Regions from separate parts of the Homo sapiens genome. Here region 1 is linked to region 2. A link is a contact called in ENCODE Hi-C or POLR2A ChIA-PET data. All regions are on one chromosome and are shown on one strand. Each heading gives the region's core, a stretch centred on a gene start or an enhancer-like site at or near the end of the contact. The rest is flanking DNA. Distances are from core to core; before and after follow the strand shown. Region 1 overlaps SPATA17 (spermatogenesis associated 17). Region 2 overlaps ESRRG (estrogen related receptor gamma).

What was found. Hi-C counts contacts between places; a loop is a spot of excess contacts on that map. ChIA-PET counts read pairs that join two places held with the same protein, here RNA polymerase II (POLR2A). Pooled maps may share reads with other maps.
Region 1: a loop to region 2 is called in a map of IMR-90, with 2.9 times the contacts of the local background. The contact joins two enhancer-like sites. A Hi-C loop is called at or near these places in 1 of 168 maps with a recorded cell type or tissue (IMR-90) and 1 of 50 pooled maps. POLR2A ChIA-PET finds 5 or more read pairs at or near these places in 1 of 52 experiments (AG04450).

The regions. Positions count from the first base shown.
Region 1 is chr1:217,656,811-217,663,404 of GRCh38, forward strand. All of the region lies in intron 3 of SPATA17 (spermatogenesis associated 17), which reads left to right. Among named protein-coding and RNA genes, the nearest start is that of SPATA17, 29 kb to the left of the region's middle. RefSeq lists an enhancer at 3,097-4,296. Within about 2 kb of position 3,686, at least 2 of the 41 ENCODE cell types and tissues checked have a DNase peak (open chromatin) inside an H3K27ac peak, as active enhancers do; they include IMR-90, where a contact is called at or near this core.
Region 2 is chr1:216,598,078-216,604,378 of GRCh38, forward strand. The region is part of intron 3 of ESRRG (estrogen related receptor gamma); the gene reads right to left. Among named protein-coding and RNA genes, the nearest start is that of ESRRG, 120 kb to the right of the region's middle. RefSeq lists enhancers at 160-887, 2,429-2,997, 2,843-2,942, 3,323-3,422 and a silencer at 3,043-3,222. Within about 2 kb of position 3,239, at least 28 of the 41 ENCODE cell types and tissues checked have a DNase peak (open chromatin) inside an H3K27ac peak, as active enhancers do; they include IMR-90, where a contact is called at or near this core.

The DNA of each region.
Region 1 (6,594 bases), core at 2,436-4,935, 1.1 Mb after region 2:
TTCTGATGCTTAGCTTACTTCCTCAAGGACACACTGCTATTGCTGTTATTACTATTACTGTTATGTGGAGAAGAGTTCAAACTCAGTTTGACCTGATTTCAAAATCCTTATATATTGAGCTGGTAGGCAATTCAATCTCAGCCCTTATTGGGGATTTTTCTCCTTTACACGGAGTTCCTGTGGGACTTAACTAGTGCCAGTGTATCAGAGATTCCTGCCTTCATGGAGCCTTCATTCAAAAGATGTCCATTGTCTAAGATGATGTGTTTGAACCTTCCAAATTAATCCTTAGAGGACTCTATGGCTGCTGAGCCACATTAAGGGAATGGGAATTTTTACCAGAGCTGATATCCTTAGCACTTAGAGGCCCATCTTCTCCACAGCTGTCATGAAGCTTACCCCTAGAGTTTTAGCCACCTCCCAGAAGCCATAGGAATGCCAAATGCTGCATTGCTTCCTTTCAGAAGGCTAATGTTCAGTTCTTTCTTAGGCATGTGGAATCTTTGCTCCTCTCTTTTCATCCTATGCCCACACCACTTCTTTTACACCTCACACTGCTCTGCCCACCTTCCACCAACATATTGCCTCGGAGCTTAGGTTTTAGAAAAACAAAGCCAGGAATGGACAATCACATGTAAATCTTCTGAAGCAAGAGTGCATGAAATGATCTGCTGTTTTCCTGGGTTGGGCAGTGGGACATGAGTTGAGGATACTGTTTGAACCTCTGCACTGTCACACACTTAGTCCTAAATTAAGTTTGCTTAAATCATCATTTTCTTAATTTCTGCTGCATAATTTTTTTGATCTTACAGTTATATACAATAATAACAATGTCATACAGTATATGATTAAGTTATAAAATGAATGGTGTAGAACAGTCATTTTAAAACTTTAGTAATAGAACCTCCTCTAACTAAAATTTTAGCAAAATTCTTAGTCCTGTATGTAAAAGAGATATGATATAGTTTGAATGTTTGTCCCTGTATTAGTCTGTTTTCATGCTGCTGATAAAAACATACCTGAGACTGGGTCATTTATAAAGAAAAAGTTTAATGGACTCACAGTTCCACATGGTTGGAGAGGCCTCACAATCATGGCGGAAGGTGAAAGGTATGTCTTACATGGTGGCAAGCAAGAGAGAATGAGCAAAAGGAGGAAAAGCCCCCTATAAAACCATCAGATCTTGTGAGACTTGTTCCCTATCTATGAGGACAGTATGAGGAAAACTGCCCCCATGATTCAATTATCTCTGTCTGGCCCCACCCTTGACACATGGGGATTATTACAATTCAACATGAGATTTGGGTGGGGACACAGCCAAACCATATCAGTCCCCTCTAAATCTCATGTTGAAATATAACCCAGTGTTGGAGGTGGGGCCTGGTTGGAGGTGTTTGGGTCATGGGGGAGGATCCCTCATGAAAGACTTGGTCCCCTCCCCACAGTAATGAGTGAGTTCTCGTGTTAATTCATATGAGAGCTGATTGTTTAAAGGAGTCTGGCAGCTTGAACGGCTCCCTCTCTTGCCATGTGACATGCCTGCTCTCCCTTTACCTTCCACCATGAGTAAAAGCTTCCTGAGGCCTCACTAGAAGCGGAGCAGATGCTGATACCACATACAGATGAGCCAAATTGACCTCTTTTCTTTATAAATTAGTCAGTCTGGGGCCGGGTGTGGAGGCTCACACCTGTAATCCCAGGACTTTGGGAGGTCAAGGCGGGCAGATCACGAGGTCAGGAGATCAAGACCATCCTGGTTAACATGGTGATAGCCCGTCTCTACTAAGAACACAAAAAATTAGCAGGGCGTGGTGGCAGGTGCCTGTAGTCCTAGCTACTCGGGAGGCTGAGGCAGGAGAATGGCGTGAACCCGGGAGGTGGAGCTTGCAGTGAGCCAAGATCTCACCACTGCACTCCAGCCTGGGCGACAGAGCGAGACTCTATCTCAAAAAATCATAATAATAATAAATAATAATAAATAAATGAATTAGTCTGTCTCAGTATTCCCTTATAGTATGCAAAATAGACCCACATAAAATATAGGCAGTGCAACTATTTTGGAAGCTAGACAAATGCAACTGCTTCATTTCTTTCCCTGTGTTTTCTATTGTCGCCTGAGCCACGAGGGCATGATTTGAAAACCACTGATTTAATTTTCTTGACTCTGGAAGGATCTCTGGAAAGATCACACATGAAAAACCTGATGATATTACTGCCTGGGGGGAAGAGAACTGAGTAGTTGAGGGACAGGCATGGGAGAGAGACTTCAATGTCAACTCATTTGTAGTGTTTGAATTTTAAACAATGTGCATGTATTATCTATTAAATAAATTAATTTAAAAAGAAATTCAATTTAAAGGAGACTTTGCCCATCAAAACACACACACACACACACACACACACACACACACACAAATAGAAGTAATAAGTATTCAGGTGAGAAGTTAACATAGGCTCTGAAGGTCAAGGAAATGACACTTCAGCTAACCCTTGGGAAGAAAACATGAATGAAATTTTGAAATTAGGAATGAGCATAACATATACAGAAAAAATTAGATAGTTGCTCTAGATTATGCAGACAGTGGGGAATAACAGAAGGTTGGTAAGGAGTTCAGTGTGACTTTTATAAAATAATTTTATATTAATATATTTTTAAAGGAATTTTTTACTTAAAAATAGTTTTTACAATCATTGTCTCATTATGTCATGAGCAATGGTTCTGTTAAGAAGAATGTGCAGGTGGTATCTGTTTTATAGATGAAGAAATTGGTACTCAGGGAGACTAAATGATGTGCCTAGGGTTCTCAGCTCCTGATCCATATATATCTATATAGATCCACATACTAAATACTAAACATCTTCTCTGGATGTCCCTCGGGTGGCCCAAATTGGCTCGTCCTATATTTCTTTTTTTCAGGTAAATAGTACTGCAATTCAACCAGAAATCGAACCCTGAGAAACAGTCATCCTAGACTCTCTACCACCTCTTGTTCCCTATCTCACCTTCTATTGGTCATCAAATCATTTTTACTTTCCCTCTTAAAAGCCTCTTGATTCCAAACTAAACTGCATCATTTTACTGCCATGCCTGTAGTCCTCCTTCCCATAGCATACAATGTAAAGTCCTTGCTTTTTAACATGACATGTGAGGTCTTCCATGGTCTTACCATTGCTTCTTATCTAATGTCACTTCTTGCTATACCTATGTAAATATGCTTTAGTCGTATTCAACCACTTGCCATTGCCCAAATATGCAGTGTCCTTATCACCCAAAGATTTTTGGCAAATGCTGTTCCCTCTGCCTGGAATGCTTTTCTTCACTCTAACATGCCTCTCATTGGTCTTATTTCCTACGTATCCCTCAAGACTTTACTTGAAGATCAACTTTTCCTAATCTTAGTAGAAAGTAAAATTTGGGAATACTGAAAACATTAATTTTGTCTTCTTAAATGCTTGTCATGTAGGCATTTCTCTCACTGATACATTTGTTTATTTACATCTCTCTCATTTGATTGGAAGCTCCTGAGTAGCAGTGATGAGTCTAATTATATCTCAAAAATATCCCTGTGACTGACACATAAAAGGCCTACTGAAATTTTTACCAACTGGATAAATGATTCACAGGGATACAAGTTGGAAGATGTTTGCTATGACCAATGTAGATGATGATTAACATCAGTATGTGCCAGGGTGGATTGTATTCTTGTTCAAAATTAGTCATCCCATCTCCCCTTCTTCATAAAAAGGATGATTCATACTCATCCCACCGATGTGGGGCTTGTCTATGTGTTGTGAGCAGATGGGATATATGCCACACCCAAACTGAAGCTTTAAAGAGGTGTTCTCGGTCTTTTCCTCTGGCAAAAGAATGGCATACCTTAGATCCAGCTTGCTCCTTCAACCTTAGGGCTGAGACGAAGAGATATGTGGGACATAGCTACAGGGAACCTTAGCTCACATGTAGTGTGAGTAAGAAATAAACTTTTGTTGTTTTGCAACCTACTGCAATGGTTGTATTTTTATCTCAGCAAAGCTGATTGATAGTTATAATGATAACAAAAGCAAGGATGTTTATAAGAAACATTCTGAATGGGTTACTCGGTTATGCTTACAAAAAGATGTTTGGAGCTTTTGGAGTTTGTGATGATGTTAGGACACCTCCATGTGGTGGTATCTTGTAAGGCGATGGTGCAAACTCAGCAAAATCTCTGGCACATCAAAATTAGAACTCAACAAATATTTGTTAAACCAAGCTATTGAATGGGAGCTTAGATTAAAGATCAGCACTGGAGATAAAAGTTCTAGATCCATAGTTATAAGATGACAGGATTTTCTACCTAATGAAAAAAGTATGTGAACAGTACAGAATGGTGTCTAAGAATTGAGGCTTGTGGAATGCATTAGGTAGAATTTAGGAAGAGGAAAGGGAATTAAAAATAAGAATAAACAGGAAAACAGTGATGTTATATCACAGGAATTAGAGGAGAAAACTTATAGGAAACTTGGAGTTGTCAAATGTGAAGTTCAAGCAGAAAGAGGACTGTGAAAAGATAGAAGTTCTGGGATCTCTTTAGTGAGGAAAGTCAACTTTCCTCAAAATTCTCCTATACCCAAATATTTATATCCAGCTTTTAAATAATTCTCATGGTGACATCAAATAGCTTATCAAGTCCTAAAGAGTCATGTGCTCTGCATTGCAGTGACTTCATTAACCCACAATAATAGAGCTATTCCAGTCTTGTTTTGTGATTTGTTTGCCTCTTTTTTGCTTCCTGTATGACTGTTGTTTTTGTTTTTCTTTTCAACTTCCATTTTAGGCCTTTCTGCTGACTTTCATACTGCTATATCTAGCAACATAACCCAAATTTGCCTATCTTAGGGGTACAGAACTGTTGGGTCACAACTGTGAAAATTCTTTCCTATTATTGAGGATGTGCTCTGATTCTCCTTTTTATTGGTAACAAACTTATTGTCACCTGGTGCATGTGCTCAGTGCACATGCATTTTATGCATGCTGAACTCTTGGTTTAATTTTACTGTGGCCTGTTCATTTCATTATACAATCAAATAGTCCTACTATTTGGGGACCCATCTTGTTTTAGCTGTGTAGTGTTCTAGTTAGCTTTTCCTTACCCCTTCCTTACTCCATTCGTTTCATAAATGGGGAAATAAAAATAAGTCATTCTTTTAAGCAATAGTACCACAAAAATGTAGAAATATCCTTTCATTTGCTTCTTTTAAGAGCACTAACAATTTGAGAGTTCCCTGACTGCATTTATCTGTAAAAACTAAATTGGATGGCTTGTATACATTTTGTTATATTTTTAAATTTGCCTTCCTTTTTTATATTTTGTCATTACCCAATTTACATTATGTTTAATATCAGATGTGCTACTTTTGAATCACCATAGTCTGAGAGCAGAGAAGTATAAAGGCTATTGTAGTATATAATTAGTTTGATATGAGGTGTTATAAAATAATTATATATAACTGTAGTCCTAGACAGGTCAATGTTACGTTTTTAAATTGAGATCATCTAGTGAATAACATATGTATGGCAACCACATTAAAACTCAATTTAATTAAATTTTTTGTTGAAATGTATTAATAGCCTATGGTAGAACTATTTAATTTACAAAGATTGATTATGATTAAAAAGAGAAATTATTCAAATTATAAAAATAACATTATATACTGATGAAATCAAGGTTCCCAGTATTCATACATGGCTTACCATTATAACACTTCTTTCAATGTTTTCATATATGATTATTTAAAAGAGGAACAATGAAAGTTTTATTAACTTTAAATGGGAAAAATGATGACATGTACCATCAAATTCCATTGTATGTTGTTACGATAAAAGCCAACAATTTGATCTTTTCATGGTTGGCAAAAATGTATAAAATACCAGTCACTAGTTTTAAAAGTGATAAGAGATTGACATTGTTGCTTTCACAGATGTTTTTATTTCTCTTCATTAGATGAACACATGTTTATTTTTAGATGAGAAAATGCCCAATATTTTTGATATTTTTCTTTATAGGACTTCCAAATCAGTTATAAGATAATAAGGCAGCATTCTTCACCTTTTAGTGTAATACCAGAAAACTGAAACATATATATATTTTTTCCTTAGGGTCTAAACTTCAAAGACAGGACAGCTTAAGACTCTGAGTTACTAATATTAATTTAAAACTTTAACAACACATTTTTATCATAATTATAATATAAGTTTAGATTTGGTTCACCTAATCTTAAAGATAATATTACTGGTAACTGGGAGAAAGAATATAATTGGCTTTTAATTCTTTTTTATGGAAAAAATGATATTTTAAAAATGAACTGTTCAGGACAGGTGCAGTGGCTGATGCCTGTAATCCCAGCAGTTTGGGAGGCCAGCGCAGGCAGATCACCTGAGGTCAGGAGTTCGAGACCAACCTGGCCAACTTAGTGAAACCCTGTCTCTATTAAAAATACAAAAATTGGCCAGGCATAGTGGCTCGCGCTTGTAATCCCAGCCACTCGGGAGGCTGAGACGGGAGAATCGCTTGAACCTGGGAGGCAGAGGTTGCAGTGAGCCAAGATCCCGCC
Region 2 (6,301 bases), core at 1,989-4,488:
CTTCATACATATTAACTTACCAAGATCAAGGAATGGAAGGGCATCTTTGAGATACATGTTGACTTCTAAAGACCAATAGTTCAATTTAATCCTCCATTTATATTGTTTTATAGGAAATATAGAACTGTGAATAGAAAAACTGTAGAGAAACACATAGACAGGTTGAATCTATGGTGCAATTCATCCTGCCAGCTAAATTTAAGCTCTAAGCAGGTTTAGCTTGGAACCTCTGGTGGCTGAGTGGACTGTGGCTGCTACATGTATCTGCAAATAGATGTGGCATTTGTGGGAGTGCCAATAAAAATCTCTTGAACTGCATTAATGGGAACTTCTCTATATAGAATATTCAACAAAAATCGCTGAAAGAAATTGTTCATATGGAACAACCCACCTTGTGAGACTGTAAGAAATGAAAAAATGGAGGCAACAATTAGAAGCAACAATGAGCAGGGAATTCTCCAGTGACCTGCATCTTACTTAAATGGTGAATTGAGGTGGCTGGATGTCTGGCCAAATCTCAGCTTTCTTTGTTTTCTTGGGAAGGGTATTTTGCTCACCATCCTAATCACTTAAAGTCATGCTGTGCTCTCACAGCAAGTCAGTGAAATATGCTTTCTTCTTTAATGGCTAAAACTTGATCCAGGTTTGGCTGGAAAAAAAAAAGAGGCTTGATATGGTCTGGGATCTGGGTTTGCTTCTAAGCTATTTGTATACCTCATCAGTTTCCCATAATTCACTGAGTCAGTCAGTCAAAAAGAATTAATTTAATGCCTACTGTGTGCAGAGAAGAGCATATGGTATACAAAGACACAATTCTGACACTCAAAGCTTTTGAAATCTAGGTAAGGAAGAAAACATACCTATAGAAAGAAATATTAAATAATCAATATTTAAAATAATATGTTATAAATTGAATGCTTGAGTGCAAGAGGGATCTGGGAACTTAGGTGAAGTTATGGGTATGGTACATGTAGTTAAAAAAGAAGATTATCTGAAGGAGATTGGTTGCAAATCAGATTGCAAAGTGTCAGAAAATGAAAAATATTAGAGGTTTAGATATTCATAGGGGGTTCCAATAAATTTTTTCTGATTTATTTTATAATCAACCCACAATTAAAGATCTTGAAAATTTAACCAGAGACACAAGAGATGAAATATACCAAAGCTAGTACTGGTTCACAAGTCATTTCAAAAGAAAAAGTAAAACCACATCAGAAAGTATATGTCCTAACATCTCACAACAAGAAGAACTTTACACAGTGTACTTTCCTTACAATTTCTTGAAGCTTTGCTATTTACAATTTCTAATATAATTAATGGGGTGTTTATTATGCTTAATGCTAAAAATCCTCTGATCTAATTTTGAAAATGAATTATTCCACTTAACAAGGAAAAAAAATCCTTTCGATTTTTACCCAAGTGCTACAGTTCTCCAAGTATTCCATATTTTCAGCTATTATCCCTTTCTTACAAAGAGCCCACTTAATAATGTTCACTCTAACAACCTCATTTATTTTCCAGAAAATTAACTCAGTTTCAACCCTGATTAATGATTTCATCTAAATGAATCAAATTAAAAATTGAAAATTATATTTCAAAAGCCAAAGAAAAAAAAATTGACCATTTCCAGTTAACAAATGATCCTTTCAAATATTAAAAGATGACCATGAAGAGTGCGTGATAGTAATGAAATCTGGCTCGGGCCTGCTGCTTATCTGGAGTTCATGGAGGAGGAGAATTAACAGGAAAAAAAAAAAAAGAAAGAGAAGAAAAAGGTACCCTATGCATTTTTAACACGGAAATCCCTTGGGACACCAAAGTGACTTCCACTTAGGCTTCGCCTATAATCAGTGTACCAAAATAATATGAGCATTTCCCTGTTAATTAAAACTGGGCTGGAGATGCCCCTCAGCAGAAGGGGGATTAAGAAGTCACACACACTAATAGCCCCTGTTAACAAAACCTAAACCGTGCAAGAATGCTTCATGCTATGATGTCTTCTCTAGGAGCCGGAAGCAGTCCATGAGGAAAACAAGCAACTAATTAGGGAGAAACTTCTGGTCTGATACGTTATTTTTCTTTTAAATCCATTTTGGCCGGGGGTTGGGGAAGGGAAGGGTGACTAGGCAGAGCAGAGAGGATTTTTAGGACACTGAAACCATTCTATGTAATACTATAATGGTAGATACGTGTCATTATACATTTGTCAAAACCCACAGAATGTATAACACCAAGAGTGAACCCCCACATAAACTATGGACTTCTTTGGGTAATAATGACGTATCCATGCGGATTCATCGATTGTTAACAAATGTACCAGTCTACTGGGAAATGTTGATAATGAGGGAGGGTATGGATGAAGGGGGGCGGGTCAGGGGATATTAACTCTGTACTTTTTGCTCAATTTTGCTGTCAGCCTAAAAGTGCTGGGTTTTTGTTTTGTTTTGTTTTTTAACTTTTAAGTTCAGGGGTACATGTGCAGCTTGTTCCATGGGTAAAATTGTGTCATGTGGGTTTGCTGTGCAGGTTATTTCATCACCCAGGTATTAAGCCTAGTACCCATTAGTTATTTTAAAAATAAAGTCTTAAAAAAAAATCCCAAATAAATAAATCCACTCTTGAGGTATACAGATGACTGCATTTATCTGAAGTCCTGTGAAAAAACTTTACAATTAGGGACCATGTCGTTTTCACCCAGATTTCCGGATGTAATTCCGTGTTTTGAAATGTACGCACAAGAGTAAACAATGCAGAATGATCAGCCTCACAGCGGGTCACAGGACACAACCGCCGCGCTCTGGTTGGACGCAGGCTGCATCCTGTTTCCCGGACACATTTATTCAGCCCAATCTTTCCTGTCTGAACACAGACTGTTGATGATAAAATAGCATCTCAAATTATGAGGGAGAAAGAGCTGCTTCGGCGTTCCTCCCCGGTTCTCTGCCTGGATTGGGCTCCCGTGGGTTGCTGAGGCCCTCGCGGAGGCCTAGGAAGCCCGGCAGCGCGGGCGGCAGCAGCGGGTTGGGGAGCAAGGCCGGCTTGGAACGCGGGCTCCTGCCCACTGCCACCCGCAGGCTGCCCCGGGCTCCCGGGCGGGCGCTCGGCCAGGGGCTCTGCTCGCTCCATGGACAGCTGGGTGGAAAGGACGCCCCGTGAAGGACACCCGGCCGTCGGACCGCGCCCACCCCTGGGCCTCCCAGGGGCTCCCTCCGCAGACTCCCAGGGACTTCCTGGGAGCCACCGCGGAGGGCGCTGCGCGCGTCCGGAGCCGACGCCGGGCTTCAAACAGAAACCAAAGCCCGCTCCAACGCCGCGAAGGAGGGGGGCTCCAAGCATCCTAGAAAAGAAAGCTGGAGGGAGCGCATCAGAGACACAAGTGCGGATAAGACTTAACACATTTCCTGAAGAGGATTCCTTGTCGCGAGTTGTCTTGGTTATGACAGAGGAAGAAGACTTCAAAGTGAATAAGCAAGGGGGTGCCCTTAATCAGGGCAGAAATGTGGTGGCTTTGGGATTTACCTATTTCGTACAAGTTGCGTTCTTTTCAGTGGCGTATTTCCCAGGTCCCTTGCAAGAGCTGTTGGACCCACTCCCCTCTTGCCCACAAGTTGGAATATTATTTCATTAATCACAACAGGAGGCAGATGTTACTTAAGATTTAGAAAGAGAAATAAAGGCATAGATGAAGGGGCTTGCATCAAGTTCAAAAAAGAGTATTATGTTTATAGCTCCTTAATTATTATTGGTTATCTGCCAGGCTTTCTATAATATACTTTGTAACATTCTGGAATTTTTAAAAAGTACCCTACTTATCTTTAAACACTGAAATCCATTCAAAGCCCTACAACCGATAGGGCCTTTGGGAGCGTTATTAAAATCCTCTTAATTAACAACAACAAAGTGAAGGCTTAAAATGGTTGAATGACTTGCCCAAGATCACACAGCTAGGAAATAAGCATTGGATAAAAATGTATGGAATGTCTGAGTAAATCCTAGCCTTTCTGTGTTCTACTTAAATTCCTCAATTTTAAATATAGTTGTTATATCACACACAGTTAGGGGTATTATCCCCATTAGCAAAGAAAGTGCCGTAGTAAAGGCAGCTTTCAAAATTTTCAGGGATTTTGTAGAATCACTGAGGAGTAACTATGTTGTACATGGTTCCTCTTCCATTACATTTACTAGAAGAGGCTAAAGGGTCACACACCCTCACTTGTCATGAGCCTGAAAGACTTTGTGACTGTTCTAGGTACATACATGTAACAAGCTTTTGATACAAAACATAATGCGAAAAATAAAATGTTGTTTGTGAAGGCAAAGATTCATCAATACCAAGTATAATCTGTTTCTTTACATTTTTCAAACAATAAGACTGAGATAAGAAAATCAGAACTAGGGCCAACTGTAACAGGTGCTAATAGAATTTTTCCATGAACTATTGTGTCAGTTTAATCCCCAGCCTGACCTGGAACACTTTGGCCATTTTAACACCAAGCTCCCCGGATTATCTATTCTGAGTTAAATGTTCCCAAGTGGATTGGTGATTGTGCAGCGGAGAGAAGATCTGCAAGGATTATTCTAAAATTTCACAAGAATTTCCCTGACATACACTATATATTACTATGAACTATGTTTTCAAAATAATGATACAATGAATTGCCTAGCCAAGCAACATCTTCACAGTTTAACCGAACACTGAAATGATTTTCCACAAGCTCAATGTTCAGAAAATAAATGCAAATTGGCTATAAATTAATTTAGTCTTTAAATTAATACTTGATCAATAATCTGACATTGTTTTCATTGTCTACATGAAGAAAACTAAGACAAAACAGTTTTTCAGCTGTATTATAACTTAGTGTTAAACTACATCTATATAGCCCCATCTATATAGATGGAGAGACTCTTTTAATTCAATTGCTATAGATAGCAAAATCTAATAATAGAGATCTTAAAGCATTATCTTTTTACTTGAATTACTGAATTTAGTTGCTATCTACACTGATCAGAATACCACATTAATTTTCTTGATTTTATATTTGATATTACAAAAAATCCCATTTTAATGATTAAAGATGCTGAAATGACATTTTTGAATGAAATTAATCTATGTAGCTTAAAAATATTTCATTTTCATTAGCATTCCCTCTTATTTTTTTAACAATAAACTCCTTATTTTAAAATATAACTCAAAGCCCATGTTCTACACAAAATTTTTCAAAATTATCTCAGGCATCCATTCTCCAAAAGACTGATACAATCTGTGAACTGACCCTAACTTTCATTGAAGTAGCATGCAAATATTTGTTATAACTTTACCTATCTGCCTTATCTGGTTTGACTTAGCTAGATGTGGAAAGATTTGTACTTAATCCTCACCAGAAAAAAAGACACTATTGAATGCTAAAGACCCTGTGAATATTCTACAAAAGAGCTTTCATTGCAGATCAGTTTAAGTCGGAGACATAAGCAAAAGATAAAAAACCAAAGACAGTTATTCACTGACCTCAGTAATTTTCAAGCCATTCTATAAAACTTGGAGATTCCCATTAAAGAAGACAGAAAAATCAGCCGGGCACCGTGGCTCACGCCTATAATCCCAGGACTTTGGGAGGCCGAGGCAGGTGGATCACTTGAGGCCAGGAGTTCAAGACCAGCCTGGCCAACATGGGGAAACCACGTCTCTACTAAAAATACAAAATTAGCCAGGCATGTTGGTGCATACTTGTAATCCCAGCTACTCGGCGGGATGAGATGAGACATGAGAATCACTTGAACCCAGGAGGCGGAGGTTGCAGAGAACCTAGATGGTGCCATTACACTCCAGCCTGGGCGACAGAGACTCTGAATCAAAAAAAACAAAAAAACAAAAAAAAAAAAAAAAAGGAAAGAAAAATTGTTTAACTTATGCCATCACACCCTAGTCACACATTCTAGCATCCTGTGAGGAAATGAGGGCGTGACATTAAAAGAAAGAGTGTACATAAAATTAGGAAACTGCGGTTCCACCTGTGTTAGAGTCCAGACAGTGAATCGGAAACCACAGTAGGCACTTCAACAGGGAGAATTCAATATGAAAACTTTGGTCCAAAGGGTGTTGGAGAATTACAGGAGCAAAAACTGAACAGGGATTGTAACTACAGGAAGCAACTACTGCCTCTGGAAATTGTGGGAATAAAAGGAAGTGTTCGGCACATCAGAATCTAGAAGCTCAGTGAAGAGGGCCTGTTGGACTGAGACTGGTATCAGAGGAGTCAAAGCCAGTGGCCAGTGCTCGGCTTTCCCAAGTGCACAATGGGGC